Regions from separate parts of the Homo sapiens genome. Here region 2 is linked to region 1. Evidence: read pairs that join two places in POLR2A ChIA-PET (ENCODE). Cell type or tissue: HCT116. All regions are shown on one strand. Each heading gives the region's core, and the rest is flanking DNA. Links, peaks and the distances in the headings are about the cores only.

Region 1 (16,939 bases), core at 4,604-9,603:
TACATTTTAGAATGTAAAAATGTTGAAGATGAAATAGATGAAATGGTAAACATAATTTGAGTATATATTAGACAACCTACAATTCACCTTCTTGTCCATGAACATATTTTAACAAATTGTCAAATACCTTGGTGACATCAAAGCCTACAACATATCCCTGATCTATCGTTTTAGAAAAATTATGAAACAGTAAATCCAATACATACTGGACTATACTGGTTCATGTACTTGAACAGTTCAAAGATAGGACTGGGTTGATGCAGATGCTAAAGTAATGTCACCCAGACCTAGTCTCTCTTCTTGGTTCAGTGCTCCTCCATTTTGACCTCCATCTTAGGGTTTACATAATACATGATATATGCTGGCAGCTCCCAGCCTACACCCTCCCAGGCCCACTACATACAAATCACTTTCATTGTTTGAGGAGTTACAAGAGGCATACAACTAAGTAAGACAGCCTTTCACCACAAAAGGCAGTATAGTCTAATAGAGAAAGCATGTGCTTTGGTGGAAAATAGATCTGGATTTGAATCTAAGACTTGTCCTTGAGCAACTTATTCAAACTTGGTGTCTTAAATTATAAAATGGAGATTCTATGTAGTTCATAGAGTTGATGTGAAATCCTAAAATTTGAATGAAATAATGTAAATTAAGTGCCTAGCATAATGCCAGGAACATTGCAGCTGCACAACCTATCAGCAAAAGTAAGTATACCAATATAATAATGCTAGTAGTGATATATGTTCTGTAATATTGATGTAAATTAATATACTAGGGTTTCAGAAGGTTCATATCTGATTGGGGTGATGGGGCTAGAAAATATTTCATGGAAGAAATGGTATTTAATGTGGGTCTTGGAAGGATGAATGAGGGCCAGGCCCGGTGGCTCATGCCTGCAATACCAGCATTTTGGGAGGCCGAGGAGGGCAGATCATGAGGTCAGGAGGTCAAGGCCAGCCTGACCAACGTGGTGAAACCCCGTCTCTACTAAAGATACAAAAATTATCCAGGTGTGGTGGTGAGCACTTGTAATCCCAGCTACTCAGAAGGCTGAGGCGGGAGAATCACTTGAACCCAGGAGGTGGAGTGCGGTGAGCTGAGATCACGCCACTGCACTCCAGCCCGGGCAACAGAGTGAGACTCTGTGTCAAAAAAAAAAAAAAAATAGCCATGAAGCTTTCATGTCTAAAGAAAAGGAGATTATTTTCTTAATTTTAATATTTCTTAGATTTAAAATGTGAAAATGTTGAAGATGAAATAGATGAAATGGTAAACTAATGAATCTCGTAATAAATCTCACACAGATTTATGAAATGTTTTCTCAGTGAATAAAAAGACAAATGAACTGTGATCAAATGATTCAAGGACAGTCATGAGATGTAGAGAACATGTTATTTTCTTTCTTAGACATACCATCATCCATAGCTCAGGCAGGATGTTCATCTCACACTTCAGCCCTTTGAGGTGTAAGCCAAGCTACAGATGCAGTGACAATAGAAATGCTATAAAATCAGGGATGCCACAGTCCAATTTGGTGCAGTAAGAACACAAAGGAACAAAGTATCAGAAAAGATGAAGCACATGTTCTCAGTATGTTTAGTTGCAAAGATAAAGTTCACAAGGAAGAAAAAAAGTTTTAAGTCTAAAAACCTTTTTTTTCTGAGTGTGTTTTGCTTTTGGGACCAAGTTGCAGGTTAATTTGGGTGGCTAAATAAATCAATAAGTTATTATTCTGATGTGGATATAGTACTTTGCCTTTAAAGAAAAGTTTCTCTCTTACATATTATCTTGTTTTATCTAGTTAAGGAGAGGAAAGGATGGAAGACAGAGGGGAGAAAAAAAGGTCAGACATATAATCAAAGCATCCTAATAAAAATTGGTTGGTATGGAGCTAAAGGGAAGCTATGGATTCCAATCAATTTGTACCTCAATGAAATGTGTGTGCTTTAAACACTGTGGTTTAAACCTTGTGGTTTGCAGACACACTGAATTTCACAGATGTGTAATCAAGGAAGTCACCATCACACAAAGTTCTTGTGAAGTAGCTTTCTGAAGTAATTCACTCAAATTCTCCTGATGGTGAATGTGGGGAACATCAACCCATTTGTTTGGGAGAGAGGGAGTTCCCTGACTCTTACTTCCAGGAAGGAGGCCATCTTTATGCACAATCTGTTGGCCCCACTTAATTTCTTCAGTTTATTTCCCCTGGCTCAGAATCCTGAAAAAAGTCTAAACGTGAAAATGCTGCACCTGAGAGGGTTTATATCTCTCAGTGCGGTAGAGGCAATGTCAAAACTATAAACTACCTGATACCTGAAATAGGCTGATAGCTTTTAAAAGTCACAATCCAAACAGAGCCCTCTGTTTACATTTCCTTATGTGAGTGAAATACCAAAGCAAACCAGATGTCTTTTGATGGGCTCTGGATTTTTACACACACACACACACACACACACACACACACACACACTACATCCTGTCTCACACCTGAAATCTTTATCCATCCTCCCAACTCCATCCTTACCATCATGGCCATTCATGGCAACACACATGTCTGTTCTGTGCGAGTTCTAAGGGAAAGTAAATATGAAGTATAGAGGCGTAGACACGTATTTGCCACTCCTTTATTTAACAAGTAATTGGTAAGTGCTTACTATGCCCCAGTCACCATATAATCAGTAGGCACTATATGGCCAGTTGTTTTATGGGTTACCCATATTCTAGTAACTTGGAAATCCTGCAATAAAGAAAAATTATCAGAACAAAACTGGAAATAAGATACCACTTCTTCTATTTACAGATAAGGAAATTAAGACTCAGAGATATCAAATAGATTGGCTGAGGGCAAGTGCCTTGTAAATTGTAGAAGTGGGCTTTGAACCAGGTGTTCCTGATTCCAAACTCCATGCTCCACACCACTCGGACTCTTCAATAACTTTTTATGTGTCTATTGATGTGAACCAGTATTTACTCTGATGCTTAAAAAAGAATTCTGTTTAGAGGAATGTAAACCAAATAAACAACTCAATCCAGAAAAAGAGTAGGAAATAGGCAAGCAAAGCACAAAAGTCCCAATTACTCAACTAAGCAAGCCATCTTAATAGAACCTGTAATTCATCTCACTTTCTCTGAGAAGCAACGAGTAGGCAAACTCTGAGCTAGTGTTCATTTAGTATTTAATATTTACTTCCGAAACCCATTTCTGAATTGAAATTCTGACTGAAATGAAGACATAATTATCTTCTGCTCAGGACCATGAGACATTAATTTACACACACATTTAAAAAATCATTTTATTGAATTAGACACCTGATCTAATAAGCAGAGATGTCCACTGTCTCTTGTGCAGTTTTCATCATCTTCTCTCTGGCCCTCCTCCCAGTATTATTATTATGCTCTTTGGCTCTTGTGTACACAACAAGGAACCAAGTGATGAGTGATTCTCTAGGCCAGAATATCATTTATTGATTTTGAATGCACACAAGTCAGAAAAGAACAAATAAGCCAATGAAAAGTATAACCTTATTTTTTTTAACAACTGTTATGCTCATTTAAGAAACAACCAAAAGATACCAACACCACCCTAAAATTAAGAAATAAAATTAATCTATATTAAGAGAAATACAAAACAATCCTCCATTCTACACAGAATTAATCCCAGGCTGGAGGAACATTGACACATTTCAGGAAGCCAAAAGAAAACTCTGCAAATCAGGAAAAAGCAATCTGAATGCAATGGCCAAAAAAGGGCTTTGCAGAGTTTAACACTGAAGACTGAGACAAAGTCTAATATTTCTTATCTATTATTTTAGAGGCTTAGATATATATATATATATATATATACACACACACACAAAGAGAAGGAAAAGCTGCATTTCTTGTCTAATGATTAAGAGCAAATAGGGTGAATCAGAATTTGTTAAAATTAGGTGCAGCTGCAAGTGACAAAAATGACAAAATAGCAATGGTAGAAGTGCATTTCTCATATAAATAGAGTCTGTGGGAAGACAAGTCATGGCTAGTAAGTAACTTTACACTAAATCACTCCCGCTCTGTCCGACACTGTGCCTGGACTTACTTGCTTTCTTGCCTTACATCTATAAATACAGCTCTGTCTCATCTCTGCTACGCAAAGAAAGCAGCCCCAATGGGCATGGAAAAGAATTACTCAATAAGCAGTTACCTATTTGGAGGGAAAATTGATCTGAATGTCAAATCAAACCATAAGCCAGAATAAATACAGATGGATTAGAATGCTAAAGTTTTTTTTTTTTTTTTTTCAAAAAAAGAAATCAAAGCATGAAAGAGCTAAAATAAGGGCAAATATTTATCAACATCCTGAAGGGGAAGGTCCTTCTAAGTTTCAAAGGAATAAAAGAATTCACAAAGGAAAAGTTCAATAGATTTTACTATGTAAACGTCTAAAATGTCTGTGTGTTAAACTATAACCAAAATTATAAGAAACTTTTTAAAACTGGGAAAACAGTTGCCTTAAACATGATAGAGAACATTTTCTATCATATTTGAAATTGCTGAAATAAATAGATAGAATAATTATTGCGACCCACCACAGCTCCACACATTAACATGAATGAATCCTATGAACAAAATGTTACGCAAAATGATCCACTCACAGGAGTTCAGAGTATGATTTCATTTTTATGAAGTTCGAAAACAGGCACAACTAAACTAAATTGTTTATGAATCCCTACATAGGTAATAAAAATATTAAGAAAAGCAAGGGATTGATGATCCAAAGTCAGGATCATGTTTTGGGTGAGGGAGGGAGGCGGGAAGAGGAAACACTGGAGAAGGCGATGGTCTAGCAGGCAGGAAGGGAGATGCGGAAACAACGTTTTACATTCTGGTTCCTAACTTGAGGGCTGGTCGCACAGTCCTCTGTAGAATTATATTTCAAGCTGTACATATGTTTTATACACTCTTCCGTATGTACCACATGTACTTCCCAATAAGACGGGGGAAAAGATCTCAAAAGATAAATGGGAAATGGATGTGCACAGAAAATTCACAAAAAGTGGAAATGCAAATAACTAGCCATCTTAGGGAAAAATATCCAGCTTACTAGAAGTCAAAGATATGTAATTTTTCAATCAATACACTGTCATTTTCTGCCTAATATTTGTGATAATATTTTTTCTTTCTATAAAAACTTAATGCTGATAATATAGTGAAAAAGTACCCTTAAACACTACTGAAAGAAGTGAGAACAATTAGGTAATATGTGTCAAAGGTCAAAACCTGTCTTTAGGCCGGGCGCGGTGACTCATGCCTATAATCCCAGCACTTTGGGAGGCCGAGGCGGGCGGATCACGAGGTCAGGAGATCGAGACCATCCTGGCTAACACAGTGAAACCCTGTCTCTACTAAAAATACAAAAACAAAAAATTAACCGGGAGTGGTGGCGGGCACCTGTAGTCCCAGCTACTTGAGAGGCTGAGGCAGGAGAATGGCGTGAACCCAGGAGATGGAGGTTGCAGTGAGCCAAGATTGCACCACTGCCCTCCAGCCTGGGCATCAGAGCGAGACTACTTCTCAAAAACAAAACAACAACAACAACAAAAAAACCTGTCTTTAACCTTCAACCTACAAATTCTACCTAGGGTATCTGTGAAGAAATAGTCCTAAATTGGAAAGGAAAAGCAATAAATATCAGACAATTGATATTGATACCAGCTAAAATTGTTAAATGCTAATTCTCTAATATGTAATCAAAGGAAAAAGCAAATAACTGTATACTTAAATGACAGACTATTACATAGATAAAATAATTCTTATAAAATTATAATAATGTAGAAGACATTATATTAAAAGAAATAAGTTGGACACTAAACTGCATATATAGTTTGGTACATTTGTGTAGAAGTATGCAAATCTTTTACCTAGAGGAGAAAAAGTCTAGAAGGAAATATATCAAAATGTTACAACTGTGATTTTCTTTACAAAGTTGAAACTATGATAAATTTTCTTTTGAAAAAATGTCCCTGAATGTTCGAATTTTTAAATGATAAGAATACATCATATGCAAATTAATTTCTCTTTCTCTCTCTCACTTTCTTTCTATCAAGGTTCTTTAAGGTATTGCTGATCCTGTCCCAATGGGATTGGACATCAGCCAGATTTCTGATTTTGCAACATCCAGTCAGAATCAAACTTTCTATATTCACATTAGCCATGTCTTGATTTATACCTTCTTTCCAACCTCTGATCAATGGTCTTATTTCCCAGCTCACTGTTCACTTTCACTTTTCTAACTTAGTATTGAGCTGGGCTGACCATCAATTTTCTGACATCTTTCATGTAGCTCTGCATCAGCTCTCTTGTTCCCCAAGGACAGCCCTAATGTGCATGGCCTTTCAGGGATTTAGTGGCGCAAAGATGCTCTAAGTTTTAATTCTATGATGGGGGTTAATTATAGTTCCCTTTGTTTCCATTAGAGGGATTGGTATATTGCACAGAGCTACAGCTAGATTAGTTTTACCTTAGCGTAGTGTAGTGGTTTAAAGCTTGGACTTAGATTCAAGTAGACATGAGTTTGAGTCCTGGTACTACCGCTTAATTGTTACATGACCTTAAGCAAGTTATTTTTTTTAACTTAGTTCCTCTTCTGAAAAATATAAACTAATACCCGCCTTAAAACTTTTACTGATCAAATGAGATGATCCATGTAAAACTCTTCATGCCTAGCATTTAAAAAGTATTCCATCAGTGTTCTCATTATCATTATCTACTTGTACGGCATCATCCCTTCACCACTTCTCACTTCAAATGTAATATTCTAATAGAAAGTACAACAACCAATCATTTTACATTAATTATATTGCAGTTCTTTGTCTTTTTTGTCCCCTGCCAAGCCAACAATTTTACCTAAGAATGTTCTTCAAGAAACACTGCTCTTAATTCTTCCATGCAATAGATTCCTTTAAGCAAGTATAGGATTCAACAGAGTCCTAAAAAGAGGTTAGGAATATGCATTGAGTCATGTCCCTGTAGAGCTGGAAAGCGGAGCAACCAGTGCTGAAAGAGAGTGCAAAAGCTGCCTTAAGAATTTGGAGCCAGAGTCTTTGAGAACTTCTCAAGCATAGGAATCAAAGAAAAAGACCATGGAAACCTTCAAAGTCACATGTGGGATACTAGGAGTATGAATCATAAAAAGTAAAAATAGTGCCTTTGGTTTGCCCTAGCTTGATGACTTTGCTTTAGCTCACTAGCTGACTCAATGAAAACCATCAGTCAATTCTGTTGTTTTGCATTTTGAGAATATGATAATTGACTGACTGTTTCACTTTGGCCATCTTGTGAGTAAGCAGTATACCCCACCTTGATTATCACAGAGTAGCTGCCTGAATTACATGGTAAAAATATGCACATTCACCTTCAATGTCTTAGCTGGAAATGCCTCCTCTTTGTGTCCTAGAAAGACCCTGTCCCTTTCATTTTTTTTTTTTTTTTTTTTTCTGCAGGAAATCTGGACCATCTGCTGGGGAGAAATCTGTTTCTTTGCAGGATAAAATGCTCCCTACAAATGTAAAAGCTTTTATATCCCAGGACTGTTATTCAAAGCACCTTTAAGCTCAGCTTCTTACAGCGCCGTCTGAAAAAATACAAAACAACAGCTATGTCTTTCAAGTAAAATCAATGGTTTCCTCACAAACTAGACTATGTGTCATACAACATAAAATGCAATTATATTTTGGATCAGACTGAGCAGTAACAGGACTAGGGTAACAATGTTATCAGCATTTACCTTGTTAAATTCATATCCGAGGACAGAGGCTTGCTCATTTCACATGATATCTTACCTGATTAACTGCAAGCAAATGGATATGGTTTCTGTTCTGCCTTTCTGCCCCAGAAAGGGGCCAAAATATACATAGGCTTAGAAAAAGGCAGGTGTTTCTCCACACAATTGGATCTGACTTGAACATTTTGCACAGAAAAACCGCGAAGACTCTGGGTGACATATTCTATGCTTAACTATGTGTTTAACATTTATAGGTCATTTAGTCCTCATCTGTATTATAATTTTGCTGTGTGCCACAAATGCAAAATGAGTTTTAGTGCTTTTTGATATATGACTACAGTTTATTACATTTCCATAAAGCTGTCCAATATTTACTAGGGTTTTATACCTATATTAAATGATTTTCTTCAACCGCCAAGGAGATGATATTGCCATAGTAACAGTGTAATTTTCTAAACCCCATTTTCAGGTGTCTTTGGTTTCATCCAAGTGGTACATTTTCCATTTAACGTAGCAGTACATAAAGTCATTAACGTGACAGTTGAGTACCTTTATGTCTGTGCTAAGAACACTGACGGAAACATTACCTTTGGGTCATATGAAACAATTATTGGAAAAAGCTGCAGGAGATAGTAAACAGCTTAGGAAATTCAAATTTTCTCCTTATAAGCAAATGACAAAGAAAGAACACCTTGAAAGTTCACCTTGCCTACTGGACATCTCTCTGAGCCTTGGCAATGAGACAAGGAAAGTGACCCCTTCTTTCCAGTGTCTTACGGGGTACCCTAGCACTGGGTACCCTAAATCCTGATCTTGGGGTGCTCAATATCAGGAAAAGTTTGTACCAGTGTCAACACAGACCTCTGATCCCTCTACTGGTTTTTATTTCCTTCACAAGCTATAAATACAGATTTTTAAAATTTTGTTCGTATGTTTGTTTTTTATCTATTCATAGACCTCCATAGTTAATCCAGAGTGAAGTAGTGAGTTCCATGGGAGCAGGTACCATCTCTGCCTTTTATCTTACATTCTGAGCATTAAGCACAATCTCTGGCACATAATAGGTGTTGAATAAATAAATAATTTAAGTGAATGATGTAACATTCCTTCCACGTGTAGACCCGCAGCCCTGTAGACCCCTGGTTAGCAAAAAAATAAATAAATAAATAAAATAAAATACTGTTTCCCTTCAGGGGGAATAAAGGTGCAATAAACTTAAATTATTTCATTATAGGATTTCAGTAGGAAAGGCTTAAAAAAAAAGCTGCAACTCCAAACATAAATTGTGTTTCAACCATCCTTGGGCTAGGATCCCTGTCCCAGTCCCACCAGCCCCTCAATGATGGCATGGGCCAGGCAGAGTGGTTTATATGGTGGATGTCTCTATCTGCACTAATGTTGCAAACCAGCCTGCTCTTGACTAGCTTTTGCCTTAGGCACACCCTGCACATCATGGCAGCTTGATTCACTAAGTCATATTTCCATATTGAAAGCTTTGACTATAGCAGAAAGGATGCCTCCATCCCTCCCACCTATTCTATGTGTGAAGGACACTAGTTTCCTCCATGGAAAGACATCATCCATAAAGGTCTCAAAAGAGACAGAACAATAAATCTAGTCTTGCATTTTCAGAATTGTTTTCCTATCTAAAGAAAAATAACTTTAAATTAAAGTGAGTATTAAGTCAATATACCTCCAAGTTTCAAGTAAAAGGGAGAGTGTTCAGATACAAAGAAGCCTGTTACTAATACCAGGTATCTTCATGTGGAAAAATTCCTATCATTCAAAGCAGGAAGCTGTACTAGTGGATCTCACTAAGGCAATAGCTAGAAGGTTCAAGGCATAGTGCTCAAAAGGCCAAGCCAGCCTGGGTTCCATCCCCATAAGAAGCAGTTAGCTTGTGCTGCTTCATGGCCATAGCTGTTCCACTCACTGGGCAGCCCTCTCATTCCAGTGGTCAAAAAGGGAATCCAGCAAGAGAACATGGGTAGGTAGCGCACCAGGAGAGAAAAGACATCTTAGCTCTCACACTTGATTCACAACAAACCAGAAGGGTAATTTTCACATGTGAAGGACAGCACGTTAGCTGACAGATCAATAGTATTATCAGGAAGATAAAAATGTAATAAACATTCCAAATTTCATTCTTATTGAACCACAGGAAGATAAACAAAAAGGTTATGGAAGTATCAGTCCTGAATATATTCTATTTCTAAACTGAATCCCATATATGTCCTTTCTAAAATTCAAATTTATAAATAGGACATTAGTATAAGCTACTGTGATCAAGTACAATAAGTAGGCATAATTGACACAGTAATTGATGTTTGATGAAAAAACACAAGGTAACTGCATAATTTCAAATATAAGAGAGAATTGTTTTTCCAAAAACCAACTGGAGATGTTGGTTCTTTCTTTAATATCTTATTTTCAGAAGACATGAGTACTTCTATTTATTTATAACTCTTCCTCTGTTAGTTCTGCAAGAGGAAAATCTCATGGCACACCTTCAATATTTTATCTCTTGGATTAATTGTAACAATATAATAATATTTCCTTTTGTCATATTAATAAAAAACAAGAGCTTTGCTACAAAAGTTACTATTTAATGAAAATCCAGTGTAATAAATACAATATGTTTTTATTATCACCCAATTCCCTCAATCTCAAAATCAATATTAATTAAATATATAATAATAAATGGATTCATAATGGAGAATAAAAAAATGCAACCAGTTATGGCCAACTGTATAGTGTTTAATGGCTGAAATATATTACAAAATTACTGATCATTCAGCATAAATATTCAGCCAGAATCTTAGAGGGACAGAATAGTTTCTTCCTTGCAATGAGTTCCATTTTCCCTTTTAGATAAATGTATGTAGCTGGGATTACAGGTGCACGCCACCGTGCCCAGTTAAATTTTGTATTTTTAGTAGAGATGGGGTTTCATTATGTTGGCCAGGCTGGTCTCAAACTCCTGACCTCAGGTGATCCACTAACCTCAGCCTCCCAAAGTGCTGGGATTACAGGCCTGAGCCACTGCGCCTGGCCTCAGGTAGTCTGTTTTACAGAGGAAATACAGAGTGTCAGACAATCCAGTAAGTTAGCTCATTAATTGAAGTCAGTTACAAGAAATACTAGCAACATAATCAGCAGATTTCACTTTCCTAGCTGACTTCCCTCAAGTTCAATGTGGTATTTGGTTTTGTTTTAGAATATAACTTCTTTTCTAAGACTTCTGATTTCCCCCATATACAAATCCATTAAATTTATGATGCAAAGAAAATATACAAGCAATATAAAATTACCTGTGAGATAATAGTTATTTTTTGTAAATATGTGTCCATGATCTAAAACTGTTTTGTGTGAGACTTGTTCAATAGTAACTTTGGTCCCTTGATATAGAGCAGGGGTCAGCTGCCTATTTTTGTAAGCCTAGTTCTGGAAATCAATAACACTCTCTAGACGTCTTGTTAATAATCCCTCCTTAGATCACTTAAAATCTCTGCTAGGGAGGATACATGAAAGGTTGGCCCAGAGTTTGGCTGTGGACTCAATAGGAAGTTGAAATGCAGCCCGTAATAAAGGTGAGACAATGAAAAGAAGGTGGGCTTAGGAGAAATCCAGCTCTGGGGAGGAATGCGGGTCCAGAAATGGATTTTGTTCTTACTTCCCTTTTGTGTCGTGTTTATGCCAAGCCACAGATCTTTTTAATGCAAAAGCAGTTATTTCAGGCTGAAGTCTGATCTTTCAGCAGGAGAGTTTCTAGGCAGTTTCTTTCACATTATTCAAACTGCTTCTGCTAATTGATTGCCTTTTGTTTAGAGTCCAAAATGGAACATTATACTTTTCATCAATTTTCTCAGCAGTCTGCAAATGTACTATTTATTGTGTGTAAAGTTCTACTTAAATAACATTCAATCATCTTTCCGACAAATTTCAGTGAGCAATGTTCCTGGAGATGCTTAACAACCTGTAAAGCCTATTCATTGTGTGAAGTGCCTCTAATGATAAATAGCCAATATAGGAACTCTTTAGGCTTATAATTTCTTTAGATGAATTTTCTTGACAGTGTTGAACAATGAATACCACTGTTTGCAAATGAGTATGTCATACATTCCCACCAGCTATTCTTAAAGCTGCCCTTTTTTGGGGCAATTGCATAGTGGTGTTTTGGGGAGGGAGGTGAGGAGCATAAAAACTTCATAAAACATATGTATCACTGTTGTTTTAATATATTTTTATTTCTATTCAAAAGGCACTTCACCTGAAGCAGTGGCTTCATCGAAAGCTGGTATTAGTAATTTTTATTCAAAGCTTCCCCAAATAAGCAGAGTCTATAAATGAAATTGTCTGTTATTCACAACCTGATCGTTGCCACTCTGCTTAAATAAAAACCTTCACAGCTTAAATCAAAACCTTCACACAGATTATGTAATTCTATAAAACAGTTGAAGATCATTAAATTGGTCCAATTTCTTTTTTGTTTTATATTTATATGAATTAAGGACAAAAAAATGCATCTATTGAATACTTACTATATCAGGCACTGTCATCACCAGGTATACAAAGATAAATAAGATTGCTGTCCCAAGACAATTTGGCCATTCATAGGTGTCGGGTTCTCTTGGCAGCCTCTACTAAACCTTTAACCCAGAGGTAAAGGAGAGCTATTGGTGCCCTCTCACACAACCTCACTACTGTTTGTATATTACAATAAAAGCAAGTCTCAGACCAAATTCTGCCAAGCATGCATTTATTAGCATGGATGTGAAACAATCAAATACATGCACTGTCATACAATCTGTCCCTGCAGGCTCAGTGAAGTCCTAGCTTCTGTTTTTAGTCACTCAGGACAGCACCTTGCATGAAGGGTGTTCTGGTGGCAGAGGGGCCTATGTTCCAGCAGCAGGTTTCAGCTAACCATCTAATCTAGATTGCTCCTGTTAAGTGGGGTGAACACAAGATTGCTGGGTTTGCCAGGTTCTCATAACCCATTCATAGAAGACAGAGGTGTTTGTACTATCTTTCCGGGCAGTATAATTATCCTGAATGCCATCCATTTCACCTATGAAAAAATACTTCTATTATCCCTTGATCTCAATTTAGATAGTATTTCCAAGTGATTAGGTTATAATAACTCTCCTAGAATGTAGACTATAGGAGCTTGGAAATGCCACTTCATCACTTTTTGAGATTGTACCTATTTAGGATACTTTATCAACCTGCCAGTAGGATGTAGAGTTTGTCACTAACTGACACACATACATATCATATCATCTATGAAGAAGTATTTCAAATAAATTACAGGCGGTAGAACATGAGTTTCTCAGCACCACAATACTTACATGCACAAAAATCTAATTGAGTACAGAGAAGGGAAGGATATACTCAGCCTGGGGTGTTAGGGAAGCTTCACAAAGTAGGTTATATTTGAATGGAGTCTTGAAGTTTACCAGGGAGAAAAGGGAGTTGGGCATAAAGGAATCCCAGGCTGAAAGAACAGCTTGTATAAAAGCAGGAAGACAAAAGACAATCATGTGTGATCATGCATGTAGTGTAAGAAATCCAGGGCAGCTGAAACATGAAATGAGCAAGGAGGTAAGGGGAAAAGTGAATGACAGAACATGAGGTTCTACAAACAGCAGATAGCTTGGACTGCCTTTGATTTCTTCCTTTCCTTTTCTTTCCATCATCACCATAGCATGAGATAGTGGAGAGAATGGAGTACTCTCAGTTAGAATTTGTCACTTCTTGGTCATCCAGACTTGGGAAAGTGATCTGCTGGTACTCATTCACTAAAATGTTGATTCACAGACCTAGCTAATCACTGAATCAAAATACAGTTTCCCAAGCCCCATCCCACACCTCCCAAATCAGGCTCTCTGGAGGTGGCTCCTGTAATCTGTTCTTTTTAAATTCCTAATTTGCGAATCGCTGTCTTAAGTGCAGGAATTCGCCTTTGTTAAAAATCCTGTAAGTGGTTGTTATTTCTTTTGGCCTATTTCTTCCAAGAAGAAAAAGGAGAGAGAAGCAACCTGAAGAGTCTGAAATAGTTAAAACATAAAATCTTTAAAATCCTTTGGCCAAGTTGTGGCATTTGTAGGGGGAGGGAAAGATTATCCAAAGGTAAAAGACTTTTCTCCCTTTGAAGCTATATTGGTGTGATGTGAATCAAACCATTCATGCAGAGAACAAAAGCACTTTTGACTTCAGCAGCCAGTTAAGATGGTAACTTAAATAAACAGGGAGGAAAAGAGATATGACAAAAGGTCAACTTAGTCATAGCTTCTTGAGCTTCAACTGAAGCAGTGCCCAAGGCTGAACAGCTGAATTGAGTTGGCAATTATTCACCCTTCCAGAGGTTCCCAACCTGAAGTCACCAGACCTGTGAAGCCAAGTCAGAGGGAGGTCAGGAAACTATTTTCAATATTTCAAAATTTCTACTGGATTGCTTCTCAAAGTGTTGTTCAAGGAACAGTGAGGTCTAAACCACCTGAATGATAAGGACAACACTTGTTAAAAAATGAAGATTCCCACCCCAACAGATCATATTTTAGATTATTGGGTGTGGAAACTGGATATCTGTATTTCTTTATTTTTTAAAATTATTTATTTATTTATTTATTTATTTTTTGAGACAGACTCTCACTCTGTCACCCAGGTTGGAGTACAGTGGTACCATCTCGGCTCACTGCAACCTCCATCTCCCAGGTTCAAGTGATTCCCCTACCTCAGCCTCCTGAGTAGCTGGGATGCACCACCACGCCTGGCTAATTTTTGTATTTTTAGTAGAGACGGGATTTTGCCATGTTGGCCAGGCTGGTCTCGAACTCCTGATCTCAAGTGATCTGCCCGCCTTAGCCTCCCAAAGTGCTGAGATTACAGGTGTGAGCCACCGTGCCTGGCCCAGATCTGTATTTCTTTTTAAACACTAGAAGATTATGAAAGAACTAGTTTGTGATAAGGCTAAGAAAAATATATCTAACTAGCACCCCAATTTCCTCTTCTTTGGCTGAAACTACCAAATCATTATGGAGATTCTTTCCTATGAAGGAGTAAAAGACATACTATACCCAAATATGCCATATTGATTATTTCAAGCTGAAAACACTGGAAAATTGTAGTTTCAAGAAAAGGCTGACCTGTCTTTTCCTGTCAGGTGCAAGCCATAAAGATTTCTTTGAGACAGGTGCCTTCCCACTACCAGGACAAAAGAATAGTTCTTAACATTGGAGCCAGACTTGGCACTGCAACAGGACTGAATTAATTAACTCTGCCACTAGCTTTACACTCCATGTATATACCTCCTAGTGACTCCTCTAGAATTTACTACCCCAGGCAGATTTCTTTGTCCTGTCATTTCTTCACAAATTTATTTTTGTCTAAAAATTATAAAAGCTTTGGCCATTTCTTGGGACTTCACACTCTGGTGGAGATGCCCCCACACTCAGGTAAAACATGCATGCTTTTCTCTTGCTAATTTGCCTCGTGTCAGTTTGGCTCCCAGACCCAGCCAAAGAGCCCATAGAAGAGTAAAGGTGCAGTGAAGGGTATCCCTACCTCCCCTACACTTAGCTCATGCTAATCAGTATTCCTAACAATCCCATATAGGTCTTCGATTAATAAAAGTGGAGAAATAAGTTATTGAGTGATAAATACCATCTACTTAGTAGAGTAAAAGCTATCAAAACATGGGTCAACGGAGAAACTTTTAAAGGAATTCTTGATAGTGAAAATTTAAAATGACTTACCTTTGACTGTTCTCCTCCTCCCTTCTCTGCTGAATACATTTTGTCTAGAATCTTCAGAGTAGAAAAATACACATGAAAACAATTTTCCCCCCGTTCCTCTCTCAACATTCCTTCCCTTATCCCTCCTCTCCACATGTCCCCCTTTTTTCAAATGGGATGGCTATTCCACTATTCCAGTTGGCATTGGGTCTGGTGCCCTGTGAGGGAGCCTACATTTCTGAAATACTTCTCTGGGAAATAAAACACCAGTAACCTACCACTACTTGATATAACAGGTATTTCCAGAGCCAGCTTTGTTAAGGATTTGCTGCATGGTTCATGGGTGTTTTCTCCTAATGTCAATTATCAGTAAAAATCACTTTCAGGAGTTCTGACTTAAACAGTTACCAGAGAGAAAGAGAGAACACTAAAATGTAATCTAATATCATTTTAATAACCATAGAGTCATATGATTCTAAGAATATAAAGATAATATAAAACACAGGATTTCATCAAGTTCAACAGTCTTTAAAAATCAATGGAAGAGATATGTTTAGAGCCAAGGAAGTACAAAACTAATCAAACAATGTAAGGATTGTAGATTCCCCTGAGTAGAAAATCAAAGATCTTGACTATGAAACCACCACCTCCCCTGCAGTTATGAATTCATTGGCATAACAATTATAACAGGGTTCTATCAAGGTTGCCCAAAAGAATTCTTCTGATTATGCAACCTTAAGTTAATAGCAAAATTACATGGAAAGGCATTTCCAATTGGCTTGAGCCAAATTGCTTAAAAACAACCATTAGGTTCTTTTTTGGTAGATAACAATAGCAGTCAGCTGCTCACCTACACCTCACCGCTGTGTTAATATGAAAACTCAAACCAAATTCTGCCATACGCACCGATTACGTTTAGAGATAAGAGTAAAAAGCTAGCATGAATTGTGTGCTCTTTACTGAAGGTGGAGATTGTCTCAAATGTTTTAGCCAAATCATATCTCTTTAATAGCACTAATTCCATGCATGAGAGCATACTTCTATGATCTATTATGCTAACATAATACTTGAAAATACTTCTATTATTCATTATGCTAATTAGACAAATGCGTAGTGTTGATCGAACGTAAAGATAGCTAAAGCCTTGCAGAAGCCTCCTGTGGAATGCAAACTTTCTGAGCAAATGTGAGTTGACAACCATGGGAATGTGAATTTCTGATCAGGGCTACTGACTACCCCTAGATTTTAGCCTAAATTACACACACAACCATGTACATTTATAGCTCAAAAGAGACTGTGGGGAATGAGGTGATCATTTTTTAATACTGATAAGTATATGTTAACTTTGGGAGTATTTAAAATTAAGTACAGCTGGGTGCGGTGGCTCACACCTGTAATCCCAGCACTTTGGGAGGCCGAGGCGGGCGGATCATGAGGTCAG
Region 2 (16,939 bases), core at 5,049-10,048, 150 kb after region 1:
ATGATATTCAATCCACACATTGTCATAGAAACTGAATTGTCCTAAGGCATATACTTTTAGCAGCAGTACCTAACATTCACAAAAAGAATGGTAAGCATGATAAAAAAGAAAAAATAACAGGTCAAAGAATTGCCAAACCTACAGTGCAGATTAAAGAAATTCCCCTACAGATTCAGTGGGTCTCCAGAGGATTTGGTCTATCCAATAAACAAAATGCTTTCCCCCAGAGGAGTCATTCACATTAATAACCGTGAGCATGGAGTAGAATTTTACTTGGCTGGACTTTGTCTATTGAATACTTCACTTAATGCTGTGGATCAGACCAAGGAACAAAAATGAATTTCAGCTTTGTTGAAATCAGATCCCCAATTTCCTTGGTTGTCAATGTGATTAATAGGAGACCCAAATCACCTTAATAGAGAAGCAACACTCTCTACCCTCATCCTGATGCTGAGTGAGGAGGGGGCATCACTGAAGTAGGTAAGGATGGAGCAGATGTCTGGGTACCGGCAGTGTCTTTCCCTTTTGTGTACCACTGTGCCCTGCTTCAAAGCCATAAACAAACTGAGCAGAAAGGCTCAAGATAAATGACCTGATACCATTTAATGCCTTCAGGGAGATGGATGCCTAAATCCATGAGATCCATAATTTTTGGCTACATCTTTTGCATTTCCAGGGACAAAGCTTCCATGTTGTCCTTGGGTACCCCCATCTAAGCGTTTTACAACACCAATAGTAAAACAATTCTACTTTCTGCCCAAGCGTAACATTTAGTTTAAATTAAATCCATTTCCTTTGAATGTTCCATGAGCTTAGAAAACTGTTTTGCGCCCTCATAGTAATACCTATTACTGCAGGCAAAGCAATATTGTTTCTTTGCACTTTTCATTATGTATCATTTTTGTTATATTTCTTGGGGATTTCTCTAAGCTTCTTGTGTTTAATTTTGGGGTTTTTTTTCCTTTGCTCCATATTAAAATATTTTTTAAATCATATTGAAATAATACATGTTTATGGTGGAAAATTGAGAAATATGAAAAATCCCAAAGGAGAAATTTTTCAAAACCCATAATCCTGCTTCTCAGAGCTAATAACTATTTTGACGTATATCTTCCAGTCTCATAAGCCAATGCACATATGTGCTTTGGAGACTATTTTCCCTGTCACTAATTATTACCCCTACAGGGTAGGCATCTTCAACCTGAGTCTGTGTATAGACTTTACATAGTCCATGAAATTATACACAAAATTACAGACAAAATTTTATGTAGGTACGTATGTGCTTTCTTCCCAAGAAGGCAGTTGACTGCTTTCACCAGATGCCCAAAAGGGTGTATGAACTGAAAACAGTTAAAAATTCTTATTTAGCATCATGATTTTAATAGCCATATAACATTCTACCTTTTCTTTTTTCTTTTTTTTCTTTTTTTTTTTTTTTGAGACAGAGTCTCACTCTGTCCCAGGCTGGAGTGCAGTGGTGCGATCTCAGCTCACTGCAACCTCCGCCTCCCAGGTTCAAGCGATTCTCCTCCCTCAGCCTCCCGAGTAGCTAGGACTACAGGCACGGGCCACCATGCCCAGCTAATTTTTGTATTTTTAGTAGAGACAGGGCTTCACAGTGTTGGCCAGGATGGTCTCGATATCCTGACCTCATGATCCATCCACCTTGGCCTCCCAAAGGGCTGGTATTACAAGCCTGAGCCACCGTGCCTAGCCAACGTTTTACCATATTACCCGATCTTGCTATATAAATTATATTGCAATAAACACTTTGTAGCTAAATTTTGCATCTGTCTCCAGTGATTTCTTTTGAGAAAAAAAAATACTGAAATTGGAATTGCTCCAAGAATATTCACAGCTAAAGGTTTTTAATACATGTTGTCAAATTGCCTTGTAGAAAGGTGGTATCATTAGGAGTTCCATCAGAAGTATATGAAAATATACTTGCTTCAAACTAGCACTAACACAGAGGATTATTTTTTTTTTTTTTTTTTTTTTTTTTTGAGACGGAGTTTCGCTCTGTCGCCCAGGCTGGAGTGCAGTGGCGCGATCTCGACTCACTGCAAGCTCCGCCTCCCGGGTTCACGCCATTCTCCTGCCTCAGCCTCCCGTGTAGCTGGGACTACAGGCACGCGCCACCATGCCCGGCTAATTTTTGTATTTTTAGTAGAGACGGGGTTTCACCGTGTTAGCCAGGATGGTCTCTATCTCCTGACCTCGTGATCCGCCCGTCTCGGCCTCCCAAAGTGCTGGGATTACAGGCGTGAGCCACCGCGCCCGGCCGGATTATTTTTTAACTTTGCCAATTTTATTGGCTAAACTAAAATACTAATATTTGAGACTTTTTCTTTTTAAGTTCAGGGAGCAATATTATTTGTAGCACAGTCATGGCTGATGTACTCAGAGCATAGAGGAAGAATTACATCTGCCCTGGATGGTCTTAGCTTTATTCCCCCACAATGACATGATATTGCTGATTCATGATCAGCAATGATCATGATCGTTGATCATAGATCAGCCCTGACCCACAGGTCTTTTAAAGCAGTGATGGTGGCTAGCCAATTCTATAATTATTTTTATGGTTTATATAAGTCCTTACTCTCACCCTTATATAATTGGATTTCATCCTGTTTGCCTAGGGTTGTGCTTCCTATTTAATAATATCACACTGGTCTGTTTGATGTTACATCACCTATAGGCTAAATAAGCACACCTTCAACACCTTTAGTCAAGACGTCAATGATTCCAAGGGCGATAAGACCACTTGACATTTGCCCCTCACATTGATACCAGGTCATTGGAAACTACGCTTCTGGGAGAATCATCAGGGAAATGTTCTACTTGCCTAATCACAGAAACTCTACAACTAGACTCTGGCTAAACAGAACATAAATTATACTGAAATCAATAAAGACAGGGTGAGCAAAAAGCCTTTGTCATGATTAAGAGTGTATGCACTTGCAGTTACATATCTGGGTTAAATGCCAACTCCTCCATTTGCTGTCTATATAACCCTAGGCAACTACTTCCACATGTCTAAGCTTTTCACACATAAAACAGATTTATAGGCCAGACACAGTGGCTCACACTTGTAATCCCAACACTTTGGGAGGCTGAGGCAGAAGGATTGCTTGAGCCCAGGAGTTTGAGGCCACCCTGGGCAACATAGTGAGATCCCATCTCAATAAAAAATAAAAAATTAGCCAGGAATAGTGGTGCATGCCTGTAGTCATACTCAGGATGTTGGGTTGGGAGGATCACTTGAGCCTTGGAGGTGGAGGCTACAGTGAGCCATAATTGCACCACTACACTCCAGCCTAAACAACAGAGTGAGACCCTGTCTCAAAAAAACAAAAACAAAAACAAAACAGATTTATAAAGAAATTTGCCTGGCATGGTTGCATGCTCCTGTGGTCCCAGCTACTCAAGAGGCTGAGGTGGGAGGATTGCTTGAGCCCAGGAGTTCAAGGTTGTAGCGAGTTATGATCATGCTACTGTACCCCACCTCTAAAAAATAATATTTTAAAAATAATAAAAAGAAACTTGTTTGGTGAATATGTCAAGAGCATGCCTTCATGTTGGTTGCTGTGAAGTTGCAATATTCTTTCTACACAGTATTTTGCAGACTCCCCTATATAAATCAGTAACCACCACCTCCATACCACACACTCTCTGTCTCCCTTATCATGCCTTATTTTTTTCTCCATTGCATGTCTAATCATCTGACATATGACATATTTACTTGTTTGTTTTTTATCTGGCTTCTCTCACTAGAACATAAGCCCCACGAGAGCAAACATTTTCCATTTGCTTCCTGCCTTAGTGCTAGCACATTGGGGAATAAATGGATAGTTTCATTCTGAGGATGGAATGATTCAGTCTGTCTACAGCAGTGTATTAGTTTCTTAGGGTTGCCATAATAAAGCACCACTAACTGGGTGGCTTAAACAGCAGAAATGGATTGTCTCACAGTTCTAGAGGCCAGAAGTCCAAGGTGTCAACAAGACTGATTCCTTCTGAGGGCTGTGAGGGAGAATCTTCCACACATCTCTTCTAGCTTCTGGTGGTTTGCCGGCAATCTTTTGTGCTCTGGATTTGCAGACACATCACCCCAATCTCTGCCTTCATCTTTACTTGGCACTATCCCTGTGTGTTTGTCTGTCTCTATGTCCAAATTTCCTCTTTTTTTAAGAAGACAATTATATTGGATTAAAGCCAGTCCTAATGACATCATTTTAACTTGATCATCCATAAAGACCTGCTATGGTTTGGATATTGCTTGTCCCCATGTAGAAATTTGATCCCCAATATGGTGGTGTTGGGAGGTGGGACTTAGCGGCAGGTGTTTGGGTAAGGAGGGTCAGATCCCTCATGAATGAATGGCGTGGTGCCATTCTTGAGGTAGTCAGTAAGTTCTCACACTCTTGAGACTGGATTAGTTCTCTGTAGAATGAATTCATTCCCACAGGAGTAGCTTGTTAAAAAGAGTTTGGTTTCCCCAGTTTTTCTCTCTTGCTCCCTTTCTTGCCATGTAACCTCTTTGCATGCGCCTACCCTTCTGCTTTCCACCATGAGTGGAAGCAGCACAAAACCCCTAACCAGTAGCAGAGCAGATGCCAGTGCTTTGCCCCTTGAACTTCCCAGCCTATAGAACTGTGAGCTAAAGAAATCTATTTTCTTTATAAACCACTCAGTCTTAGGTATTCTGTTATAGCAATACAAACAGACTAAGACAATCCTATTTCCAAATAAAGCCACAGCCCCTGGGAATCAGGACTTCAACATTTTGGGGGTGTACACAATTCAACCCATAGCAAGCAGATAGCACAGTGCCTGGCACTCTGTTGGCACTCAACTATTAGCTCTTCTCATTTGTTCATGCAATGGGATCATTATCTCACAGAGAAAATTAATTGGGTCTGGCATGACAGGTTCTCGCAAGTCACTATGACATAAACTTACTCTGAGGAGACATTAACCAAATTTGCTACCCATCTCATGCCTTTGACTCTGAATAACAACCAACAGGGAGGAGGAGCCACAATGAAATCAAAGTCTTCGCAATCATTGCATTCTTACCCATTATTTTATAGCCAAGAAAGAAGAGCTCAAAAGGTAATTACTTATCCAAGGTTAAAGCAAAAGCAGAACTAGAACCTCGGCTTTCTCACTCCTGGATCCTTTCTTCCTTTATATAAATCTATCTATATATATTTAAAATTATCATGATGGACACATTTTAAAATGGGCTGATTATAGAAATAGGTAGTTCATAGATTAGTCTGAATGATTAACACCAAATAGAAAAAAAAATAACTAGAAAAATAAATCTCCAAATCAAGAACCAAAAGAAAAATAAATAAATAAATTGAGATATTTTTGGCCAAAATAAACTACTGCATTTCATCAAATCTAAGATTCCATCTATTATAAGACACACCATTATTTTAGCTACCAAAAAAGAAAAAACAGTACTACTGATCAATGCATGGCCTATATCTATGATAAGAAAGAATTTGCCTCCCAAATTTTGAGGTGTTAAAGTATGAAAATGTATGAGTCTCAAAAGCTACAAAACACGGTAAAATTACTCCTTAGAAATTGGGCCAAATCTTTCATTTATATAAAGCGTCTTTCCCAGACTGGCTAATGATAATGCTGCTGATAGAAGAACAGGTAAAACAGATTTTGAAACACACAGCTATATTAATCAAGACCCCCCCTTAAGCAATTGAAGACAGTCAGATATTCTCCTAATGTTTCTACCAAACCAAACATGTGTTTTGTACCTCCAGGGACAAGAAGAAACCAGCAGGAGAGAACATTTGGATCAAAGAGATGAGAGTGGAGAAGAGAGGAACACAGAGTGATTCTCTGCCAAAGCAAACATATATAGGCAGAGGGAAGTGAGGGAATGACATTTCCTTAGTAGATTCTCTAAAGTAAAAATACAAAGAATTCATCTGGAGCTGAAACAACAGCTGTAGGGTCTTGATGAGCCCCATGTGAGGGCGAGGAACCTGTGAAGTTTGCTTTCACTGTCTCTATCCTGGCAGAAGACCAGAGCTGCCTCTGGCTGGTATTTACAAAGAACTGGTGAGGAGCCAGCTGGCTGCTGGAGGCATGTTTCCGTATCATTCCTCACATGCAAAATGCTCTGCAGCTGGAAAAGAGTCACAATGGCTGCAGCCAATCAAGCCTAGGCAATATGTCCAGCCTTTCCTCCCTTTGTCCCCTCAACCCCTTCCTCAAGAGAACACAATTGGCAAAAATCCAGCAGTGTCCAATGAGGAAGGGACTGAGGAGGCCATGGGAGGATGGTTAAGCTAGCAGAGACAACTTGCTGTGATTGTCATTCACTAAATATTTACTCAACATCTACTATGTTCTGGGTCCTTGGGATACTGATAAACAAGACAGCATGTATATTCTGGTATTTTTGATTTGGAAAAATTTTGTGCCCTTGGCTCTTCACATCAACTTCCAGTGGTGAGGGAAGGAAATTGCCACTGCTTGTCCCTTTGTTCAGTCTCTTCAACGGGTTCACATTCTCCCACCTGCTCTCAGGAACAGCCATGGGAATACTGGCTCGGCAAGGCAACTCAGGAAATCTAACAGCCCTGCTAAGCGAAGAATTTAGTATTTCATCATAAACTTGAAAAATCTAGGAGTGCCTCATAGGAGAAAAAGGAAGGAGGAAAGAGGGACGTGATTGAGATTAACAAGAAACAGTATGGCCTCAGCCTCCAACCATGTGCTGAATAAGTTAGTGCAATTATCTTGGGAGGGTAAACACTGATGGCCATTCAAGCTGACAGTGGGAGCCGGACAGTTGACATTTACAACAATGCTCAATGCAAATCAAGGCACTTGCCCCAGAAATGGAATTTCATAGATTTATTCTTTGAAAGGCCATTTCTTTCACTAGTCTGGGTCAGCAGTTAAGCTGAAAGAGAAATATTTCTATCATTTGGCAAATTTTTTTCCAAAGCATCTAGTTGATTAGGCAAGAGAGGCCTTTAAAAAGTCTGATTTCTTGTGTGGTTGTCAGGCAAACAGAATGAGAAAATATCAAACAGCAATCCCATTTCCAGAAATGATTAAAACAAATATTTCCTCTGAAGTCCCTGGTGCTCTGCGTGGTGATGGGGGACCTCACAGCCCAGGTGTTCTGGAGCCGTTCCAGCCCTGCAAATATCATTTTAACATGCTCCCATAACTCTCAAGTCTTCACCTTGAATAAGCTAAACTTTCCATGCCCCTGCTGCCTGCTGTTCCACAGAAATTGATTAAAACCCAGAGCTGTCATTCACAAGTTGGGTGACCTTGAAAAGTCAGAAAGCCTCAAGCAAAGCCTCAGCACTTTGTAACTGCTGTTCCCTTCACCTATATAGTGGTGACCCCCACAACCATCTGCTACTCTCAGATGCATGAACCTATTTATTTGCCTCACAGCACTCAAAATAATACTTGAAATTATCTCACTATGGGTTTGCTTATTTATCACAGTCAGCTTCCTGAGCACAGAGACAATACCTGCTTTATGTATCTCTGAATCCTTGGCGCTTAAAATGATTCCTAGCACCTAGTAGATGCTCAATAAATATCTGTTAAATAAATAAAAATCATTCCAATTATTTGAGCCAAAGTTTTATGATAATAATAATAAAAGTTAACACCTATCTGGTAGGGTTGTTTTAAAGATCAGGTGAGATCATGTTAACAAAAGCAGAGCCCAACACATTAACAGGTACTCAAGATATATTAATTTAAATACACACACACACACACACACACACACACACACACACACAGAGTCATGTGCTGCATAACAATGTTTTGGTCAGTGACAGACTACATATATGGCAGTGGTCCCGTAAGATTTAATGGGCCATGCACAGTGGGTCATTCTTGTAATCCCAACACTTTGGGAGGCTGAGGCAAGAGGATTCCTTGAGGCCAGGAATTCCAGACCAGCCTGGGCAACATAGCAAGACCCTGTTTCTACAAAAAATTAAAAAATTATCCAGGTGTGGTGGCACATGCCTGTAGTCCTATCTACTCAGGAGGCTAAGGCAGGATCGCTTGAGCCCAGGAATTCAAAGTTAAAATGAGCTATGATTGTGTACTGCACTCCAGCCTGGGCAAGAGATTGAGAGCCTGTCTCAAATTAAAAATTTTAAAAATAAAAATAAAGATTATAATGGAGTTGAAAATTTTCTATTGCCTAGTGATATCACAGCACAACTTATTATTCATGTGTTTGTGATGATGCTGCTATAAACAAACCTATTGCACTGCCAGTTGTATAAAACTATACCACATATAGCTGGGCATGGTGGCTCACACCTTCAATCTCAGCATTTTGGGAGGTTGGGGCAGGCAGATCACTTGAGGTCAGGAGTTTGAGACCAGCCTGGCCAACATGGTGAAACCCTGTCTCTACTAAAAATGCAAAAATTAGCCAGACGTGGTGGCAGGTGCCTTAATCCCAGCTACTCGGGAGGCTAAGGCAAGAGAATCACTTGAACCCAGAAGGCAGAGGTCACAGTGAGCCAAGATCACACCGCTGCACTCTAGCCTGGATGACAGAGCAAGACTCCATCTCAAAAAAAAAAAGTATACCACATACAATTATGTACAGTACATAATACTGATAAAGATAATAAATGACTATATGTTAATGGTTACTTTAGAGTATACTCCTACTTATTTAAAGAAAAAGTTAACTGTAAAACATCCTAAGGCAGGTCCTTTAGGAGGTATTATATTTCAGAAGCAGGCATTGTTATCATAGGACATAACAGCTCCATGTGTGTTATTGCCCATGAAGACCTCCCAGTGGGACAAGATGTGGAGGTTGGAAGACAATGATACTGATGATCCTGACCCTGTGTGGGCCTAGGCTAATGTGTGTTTGTGTCTTCTTTTTTAACATAAAAGTTTAAAAAGTAAAAATAAATTTTAAAAAGCTTATAGAATAAGAATATAAGGAAAGAAAATATCTTTGTACAGCTGTACAAGGTGTTTGTGTTTTAAGTGTTATTTCAAGAGTTAAAAGGTTTTTAAAAATTTTTTAAGTTTATGAAGTAAAAAAGTTACAGTAAGCTAAGGTTAATTATTATTAAAGAAAGAAAATATTTGTATAAATTTAGTGTAGCCTAAGCGTACAGTGTTTACAAAATCTACAGTAGTGTACAGTAATGTCCTAGGCTTTCACATTCACTCATTCACTCACCACTCACTAACTCACCTAGAGAAACTTCCAGTCCTGCAAGCTTTATTCATAGTACATGTCCTATACAGGTGTAGCTTTTTTTTTTTTTTTTTTTTTTTTTTTTGAGATGGAGTCTCTTTCTGTCACCCAGGCTGGAGTGCAATGACGTGATCTCGGCTCACTGCAACCTCTGCCTCCCGGTTTCAAGCAATTCTCTGCCTCAGCCCCCCGAGTAGCTGGGATTACAGGTACCCGTCACCTCGCCTGGCTAATTTTTGTAGTTTTAGTAGAGACGGGGTTTCACCATCTTGCCCAGGCTGGTCTTGAACTCCTGACCTCGTGATCCACCTGCCTCAGTCTCCCCAAATGCTGGGATTACAGGCATGAGCCACCATGCCCAGCTAAGGTATAGCATTTTTTATCTTTTGTACTGTATTTTTACTTTTTAGGTATGCTTTTTATGTTTTGATATGTTTAAATGCACGAATACCATTGTGTTACAACTGCCTACAGTATTCAGCATAGTCACAGGCTGTACAGCTTGGTAGCCTAGGAGTGATAGGCTATACCATAAAGCCTAAGTGTGTAGTAGATTATACCTTGTAGGTTTGTGAAAGTGTACTCTATGATGTTTGGCAATCACAAAATCGCCTAAGGACGCATTTCTCAGAATGTATCCCCATCATTCAGCCATACATGACTTTACATAAAATACATACGCACATTTTTTAAATTAGTGACAATGTACAGATGAATAAGAAACTCATCTCGGCCAGGCATGGTAGCTCATGCCTGTAATCCCAGCACTTTGGGAAGCCAAGGCAGGTAGATCATTTGAGCTTAGGAGTTCGAGACCAGCCTGGCCAATATGGTGAAACCCCATCTTTACTAAAAATGCAAAAATTAGCCAGGCCTGGTGGCACATGCTTGTAGTCTCAGCTCCTCGGGAGGCGGAGGCAGGAGAATCACTTGAACCCAGGAGTCAGAGGTTGCAGTGAACCAAGATTGCACCACTGAACTCCAGCCTGGGCGACAAAATGAGACTCCGTCTCAAAAAAAAAAAAGAAAAGAAACTCATATTAATCTGTGTAACACAAGTTTGCCAAAGCCTTATAAAGCTAAGGGTACACATGGGAGTCAGATCAAGAGTAATTGCACCAATTCATTCACTCTTGTTTCTACCCACACACTTCAGGACCCCTTTCCAGAATTGCTATTTCCTTCAGATTGTTCTGTGAGTCACTAGGCAGTATCAGGTGTTATCAAAAATGCTGTCAATGTGCCCACTCCTTTTTCCTTCCACTCCCTCCCACTTGTGGGAGGCCTAAGCAGAGGTGACTGCGGAAGGCTGCAGCAGGGTGCTGCCCCTGGGCTTACACAGACACCACTCCTGAGGGGCTGCTGTTGTCCAGGTATTCCCGAGCCCTCACTTTGTGGCAGACATGCTGTGCCTAACACAGAAGTGGGAGGATGCACCCAGTGTCCGCTCTGAGCCCAGCCCAAGCCAAAGTAGCTATTTAAAACTCCCTGTGTCTGTAGTTAAGGGCTATTTAAAACTCCCTGTGTCTGTAGTGAGGCCTAGCGTTCTCCTTTCCATTAACCTCTCTGATAGGCCATATGAGCAAATCTGGCAAGCACACAAACATTCATTTTCAAGCAGGTGCAAGAGTCATGGAGTTTGTTCTTCAACTCAATACACTTCAGTGCACTTCTCAGTGCACTGACGATTGTGGCCTCTGAAAAGACTGTTGCCTGCAAATTTCACTAGCAGCATATGGGACAGTGATATGGTTTGGATGGGTGCCCCACCCAAATATCATATTGAAATGTAATTCCCAGTGCTGGAGGTGGGGCCTGGTGGGAGGTGGTTGGATCATGGGGCAAAGTTCTCATGAATGAGAATCATCCCCCCTTGGTTCTTTATACAGAGTGAGTTCTCATGAGATCTGGTTGTTTAGAAAATGTGTAGCACTATCCCCACCCACCCCCCCCATCTTCTCCTATTCTTTCCATATAAGATGCTGGCTCACACTTTGCCTTTCACCACAAGTAAAAGCTACCTGAGGCCTCTCCAAAAGCAGATGCTGCCATGATTTCTGAACGGCCTGCAGAACTGTGAGCAATTAAACCTCTTTTCTTTATAAATTACCCCATCTCAGGTATTTCTTTATAGCAATGCAAAAACAGCTTAATATAGACAGTATTCTGGTAGCAGGCAGGTACAGCTCCCCTCTGGTTAGAATCAAGATAAAATCCTCTATTAAGCACCTGACAAGAGACCCAGTATACCCTAGGTCTAGAACACCAGTTCAAAAGGGAGTCTACTACCTTTGCCAGATTCTTAAATCCTATTCCTGTGATATTGGAGATGCCTGTACAATATTCTACCAATTCACATTTTATGAACAGCTGTTGTTTCAGCAAAAGGAAAATAATTTCTGATATCCTTTACCCCAATTACCATATCCTTCAGGGCTAATCAGAAACAAAGTGCTTGCAGTAAGTAGGTTCTTTCATACACTTATTTTTATTGTTTTATGATTTAAAAATAGGTTTAATTATGGAAATCTCAAATATATTCTAAACTAGAGACTACAGTAATAACCGCCCTTAACCCATCACCCACCTTTGACAATTATCAATCCCAGACCAATCTTGTTCATCTCTATCCAGCTAGTCTTCCTCTCCCCTCATACCCAACCCAAACAATGACTTATTTTGAAGCAAATCCAAACATCACATCATATCATCCACAGATGCATTAGTATGAAGCTCTAAAATATAATATAACCACATCTTAAAATCATTATCACACATTCAAAATTAGCAATATTTTTGTAATAAAAAATGTTTTCAAGTGCAAACCACCCACATTGTATTTCAAATGCTAACTAATTGCCCCAGGGTGTATATGAAAACAAAGTAACATATGGATTACACTGACCAATAAAGTATATTTAACATTCCGTAAATATCCTTTTGTTAAAATTCATATGATATGTCGGTTTGGGGTGGCAGGGTTGGGGGAGTGGGGGTGGGGGCAGGGCAGGGAATGACCAAACCACCTCTTAAGTAATATACATTGTGTTTGGGCACTGGTTCAAGGGAGGAGGGAGGAGAAGAAAGAGTGAAGAGCTCTGTGCCATTGTGCTTTTTAGTGAGGCAAGATTAACCATCATCCCTTATGTCTGTGCGTTTGTTTTATTTATCTGTGTATATAATGTATACAAAGGACAAATGAGTCCTAATTTACAACACCCAGTCTTTCCAGATGTTAAAGAGGTTGTCAGTGTGTGACAAAATTACAATTAGTAAACTAATATATTTTGTATATTTTGTTTTAAAATTCCTGGGAAAGATTCTCTTCTGAAAATCCGAGCATTATAACCCACTGGGTTGAAGGAGATAGGAAGGTTCTAGGCCAGAATGTTCATATTCGAAGGCTCTTTCAAATTATAACTATTGTTATATGTGTGCAGTTTATTGAAGACTGCTGTGTATATAGAGGACAAATTAACTCCTTATCTAAAACATCTAGTCTACCTAGATGTTTAGAAGTGCCCAACATCTATTAAATGTAGAGGTAGTAAAATATCACTTTGTAGATACCTTTTTGCTAAAATTCATAGGAAAGATTGTCTTTTGGAAATGGAATTGTTAAACCACCTCTGTGAGCAATATGGTACTACACCTGTTCAAAGGTTTAGAAGAGGTGGGAAGGAAGGAACTGCAAAGAGTAATGTGCTAGTATGTTCAGTAGTTTCAGGCACCATTTTTTCTGTGTGTTTTGTGCATTTTGTTTTGTTGCATATATAGTGTATATATAATGGACAAATGAGTCCTGATTTTATAATATTTCATCTCTAGATATTAAAGAGGTTGCCAGTATATCACAAAGTATATAGTAAAATTTATTTATTTATTTATTTGTTTGTTTGTTTTTGAGACAGAGTCTTGCTCTGTCGCCCAGGCTGGAGTGCAGTGGCGCGATCACGGCTCACTGCAAACTCTGCCTCTCAGGTTCACACCATTCTCCTGCCTCAGCCTCCTGAGTAGCTGGGACTACAGGCGCCCGCCACCACGCCCGGCTAATTTTTTCTATTTTTTAGTAGAGACGGGGTTTCACCGTGTTAGCCAGGATGGTCTCGATCTCCTGACCTCGTGATCCACCTGCCTCGGCCTCCCAAAGTGCTGGGATTACAGGCATGAGCCACCGCACCAAGCCAAATTTATTTTTTTTTCCAAGATGGAGTCTTCATTCTGTCACGCAGGCTGGAGTACGGTGGTGCGATCTTGGCTCACTGCAACCTCCACCTTCCGGGTTCAAGCAATTCTCCTGCCTCAGCCTCCTGAGTACCTGGGATTACAGGCATGCACCACCATGCCCAACTAATTTTTGTATTTTTAATAGAGACAGGGTTTCCATTAAGTCTGGATACAAATTATGTCCTCAAATTGGTTGAATAAAGTCATATGTCTATTCATTAAGACAGGGGTCACCCAACATTCACGTTTTAAGGAATAGGTTCAATATTAGGTAAATGTCATGGAACTATATAATTTAGCCTTGGGGTCTTTAAAGCCATCTAACTGCGTGTAACACTCCCTTCACTTGCCTCTGAAGATCAGAATATGCTACTCAAAATATGCTACTTTGACATAAGGATTATTTTGAGCTGAAAGCAATTGAGAATCAAAAGATACAGGAAGAGATCTAGTGTCTTCCACTTATCTACCTAAAAGTCTTATCAAAGATGAAGAGTTTGCATAAATAGGCCTTACTAAAATAGCCTTTATCTTCCATTAGTTCCTACCACACACTTCCTACTCACTTCCCCACAATTTATCATACTTTGAAGTCCAAACCTTTTTTCCTTTGTTAAAAGGAAAGGGTCTATAACCACTCAAGTTTAATCACTTCTTTGAGTTTCACTTCTGCTCTGTGAACAGCCAAGCATGTAAATGTTAATAAAATCATGTGCCCTTTCTTTTGTTGATCTGTCTTTTGTTAGTTTAATTTGAAGGTCCCCATATACTGAATATAAGAGGGTAGAGAAAAAATTGTTCCTACCTGACAGCTAGATCCCTGAGCCTGCACATACTCTATATTATGCTATTTCCATCCCTCGTTCTTCTAGCATTCTAAATTCTACAATTGCTTTGTCTCAGGTAGCTTTTCAGTAGCAAAATCCTGAAATACTTTATACTCTGATATGATTAACTAATAATAGCTTAATATATCATCAACCAAAAATGCATTATAAATTAATAAAATTTTGTTAGGAAGAAATACTAGATTTATAACTTGCAATGCACACCAACTTAAAAAAGAAAAAGTGAAAAACTTAAAAAAAAATTTATAAGATTGCCTCTTCCTGAGAAAAACAAAGCCATGTTTAGCCTACGTAATATCTCTCTAATGGTATAATTCCAGGTAGTCTGATTAGGCGGTGGTAAAGATAGTGAGGAGGGAGCTGTTCTAACATCTCACATCATACCCTGTGATGCTACTTCCTGGCCCAGTTCTAGAGTGTGAGCAATTGCTGTTGTTTTCAGACTAGGAAGTAAGCAAAATAATGAGCAGACATATAATTAACTCTCAATTAGCCTCAGTAACTGGGGTCAGGAAATGCTTCACTAGTCAGATATCCTGAGAAATCATATTATTAAAATGCAGTCACTGAAAAGTAGAGAAAAGACTAAGAGGACACCCTCTTTTCACCATGTGAAAAATAAAATTGAGCTAAACTCTTTCTTTTTTTTTTTTTTAAATAAAATCAGATTTGTCTACTCTCTAATAGAAATGCTTACTTGTTTTAATTTTACCCCCCTATCTTTTCACCACTGAATTCCTGGGCAGCTGGGTTAATGACCAAACAGCAGGAGGACAAGAAATCAAGAGGCCTAGATATTCCAGCAACTTAACAATCAAGGCATAACTTACCCATCCCCTTCTCCCTCATGAGTGTTCATTGTTGGGGCTCAGGATATTCCACCCCAAAATACGACTGTAGGAGACCAGAATATGCCATCCCAAAATATACCTCTTTCGCTCATTTTGAGCTGGTTATTCTGAGAAACTGCTAACATAGAAATAGCTCTGAAAAACTGTCCTTTTGTAAAATAAATTTACGTCTATAAAAGAAATTTTTTTATAAAGAAAATCTATAGTAGTAAATTATTGGTACAAGCAAGAAGGCTGCTTTGAGATAATTTTTTTTACCTGAAGATTTTCTATCTGCATAGCAGGACGGTCTTTGTTCACCATGCATTTCCTCCCCTTACCCTCCCCGAGGCTTGTTGCTGGCTCCCCGACCAGAGATCTTGGGTCCCTATTTTTTCTGTAGCTCAGGATGCTAGATAAGCTTCAACCATCTCACTCTTCATGGAGTTCCATATTTTGTGGGAGTCTCATAGTTTTTGGGACTCCCATGCATATATAAATATGTTTTTCTCCTGTTCATCTGTCTTATGTCTAATTTCTAGCCCAGACACGGAACCTAGACAGGTAGGGGGAAGCCTTGTTTCGCTCCCCTACACCAGCCTCTTCCACTGAATGAAAAGTTATAGGGGTTCATCCATTGTGTGTAATGTGCCTCCTCTTTATTCACTTTCTAACTACCACCATCGCAACAATTCAAAGATCTTATGGTAAAGACTGGGATCCTGGGGAAAAGAAGTCAGGAGGCATACTTCTGTCAAAGCCTCCCTCTGATGTCCATACTTAAGGTGAAGTCCTCCCATAATGAGATGTCAGTTTACTTTTCTTTTTAAGTCTGCACATGAAAAAGGAGTCAAACTGGCAGAAAACATATTCAAAGGGCCTTGACTAAGTGTACAGACATGGCCTGTGGCCTATTGGAGGTGGGAGAGATCCCAGCAAGCTGTGGTCCCCCCTCTTGCATTTCTTTGTCCCAGCCATCTCAAATAACAGACTGGAAGAAGAAAAAGGATAACAAGGATAAAAGTAAAAGGTCAGTTTCCAAATAGGACATCAATATATTTTCATAAGCCATTACCAACTCCTGAGTCTGGGGAACCATTATATTGTCTGAGAGGATAAGCAGGCAAGATCTTGGACAGAATAAAGATAAAAACAGCTTCAATGAGCTTTACCCATTGACCTGTCTGATGACAGGTCTTCAGACTACAGGAGGAATTTCTAAAGCTGGATTCAATACAAGAAACGCTATTTCCAAGAAAGGCAAAACCAGCTGCTGATGGAAAAGTATAGCTTAAGTTTATTGGACTTTTTTTGTTTTGCTTTTTTTTCTTTTTTCCCTACAGAGGGTCTATAAATCACTGATCTCTTTGTGCCTTCCTCTGTACAATACAGGGCAGGTTGCCCACAGGGGGAAGAAAAAAAATCCCTCTATCTTTGTCAGACTAAATAGCAGCTCAGGTCTGGGCACCACATACCCAAAAAGGGCCAGGTGGCATGTGGAGCTCTTACAGCCTTTCCAACCATTCCAGTGCCAGCTTCTTATCCTCAGCAATAACCTGAGATGGGCTTCCTGCAGAGCCAGGTGCACATCCAACCATTCTCCTCTCTAGCTGTGAACACCAGCACAGCTTGCATTTCCTATGATACAACCCAGCTCCACAAATTCTAGGGGGTCTAGAGAGACCCTATTCAGATAACTTACTGACCACATAAGCACGTCAGGTGGTCACCCATCCTGCACCCTGCAAACAAGCCAGCTGAGGGACTATAAAAGGAAC

The links. Peaks named below come from ENCODE experiments on the same cell type or tissue, not always from the same donor. Only the 100,000 strongest peaks of a DNase experiment are listed, where the experiment ranks them.
Region 2: POLR2A ChIA-PET joins it to region 1 with 5 read pairs; 2 of 35 experiments call an interaction of 5 or more read pairs at or near these places.

Annotation. Positions count from the first base shown.
Region 1 is chr12:75,752,906-75,769,844 of GRCh38, forward strand. All of the region lies in intron 1 of LOC105369844 (a long non-coding RNA gene), which reads right to left. Among named protein-coding and RNA genes, the nearest start is that of KRR1, 250 kb to the left of the region's middle. In HCT116, for the core only: no CTCF peak of the experiment used is centred there; a DNase peak (open chromatin) is centred at 7,176; H3K27ac peaks cover 5,000 bases.
Region 2 is chr12:75,903,182-75,920,120 of GRCh38, forward strand. No RefSeq gene overlaps it. Among named protein-coding and RNA genes, the nearest start is that of PHLDA1-AS1, 120 kb to the right of the region's middle. In HCT116, for the core only: no CTCF peak of the experiment used is centred there; no DNase peak of the experiment used is centred there; H3K27ac peaks cover 4,548 bases.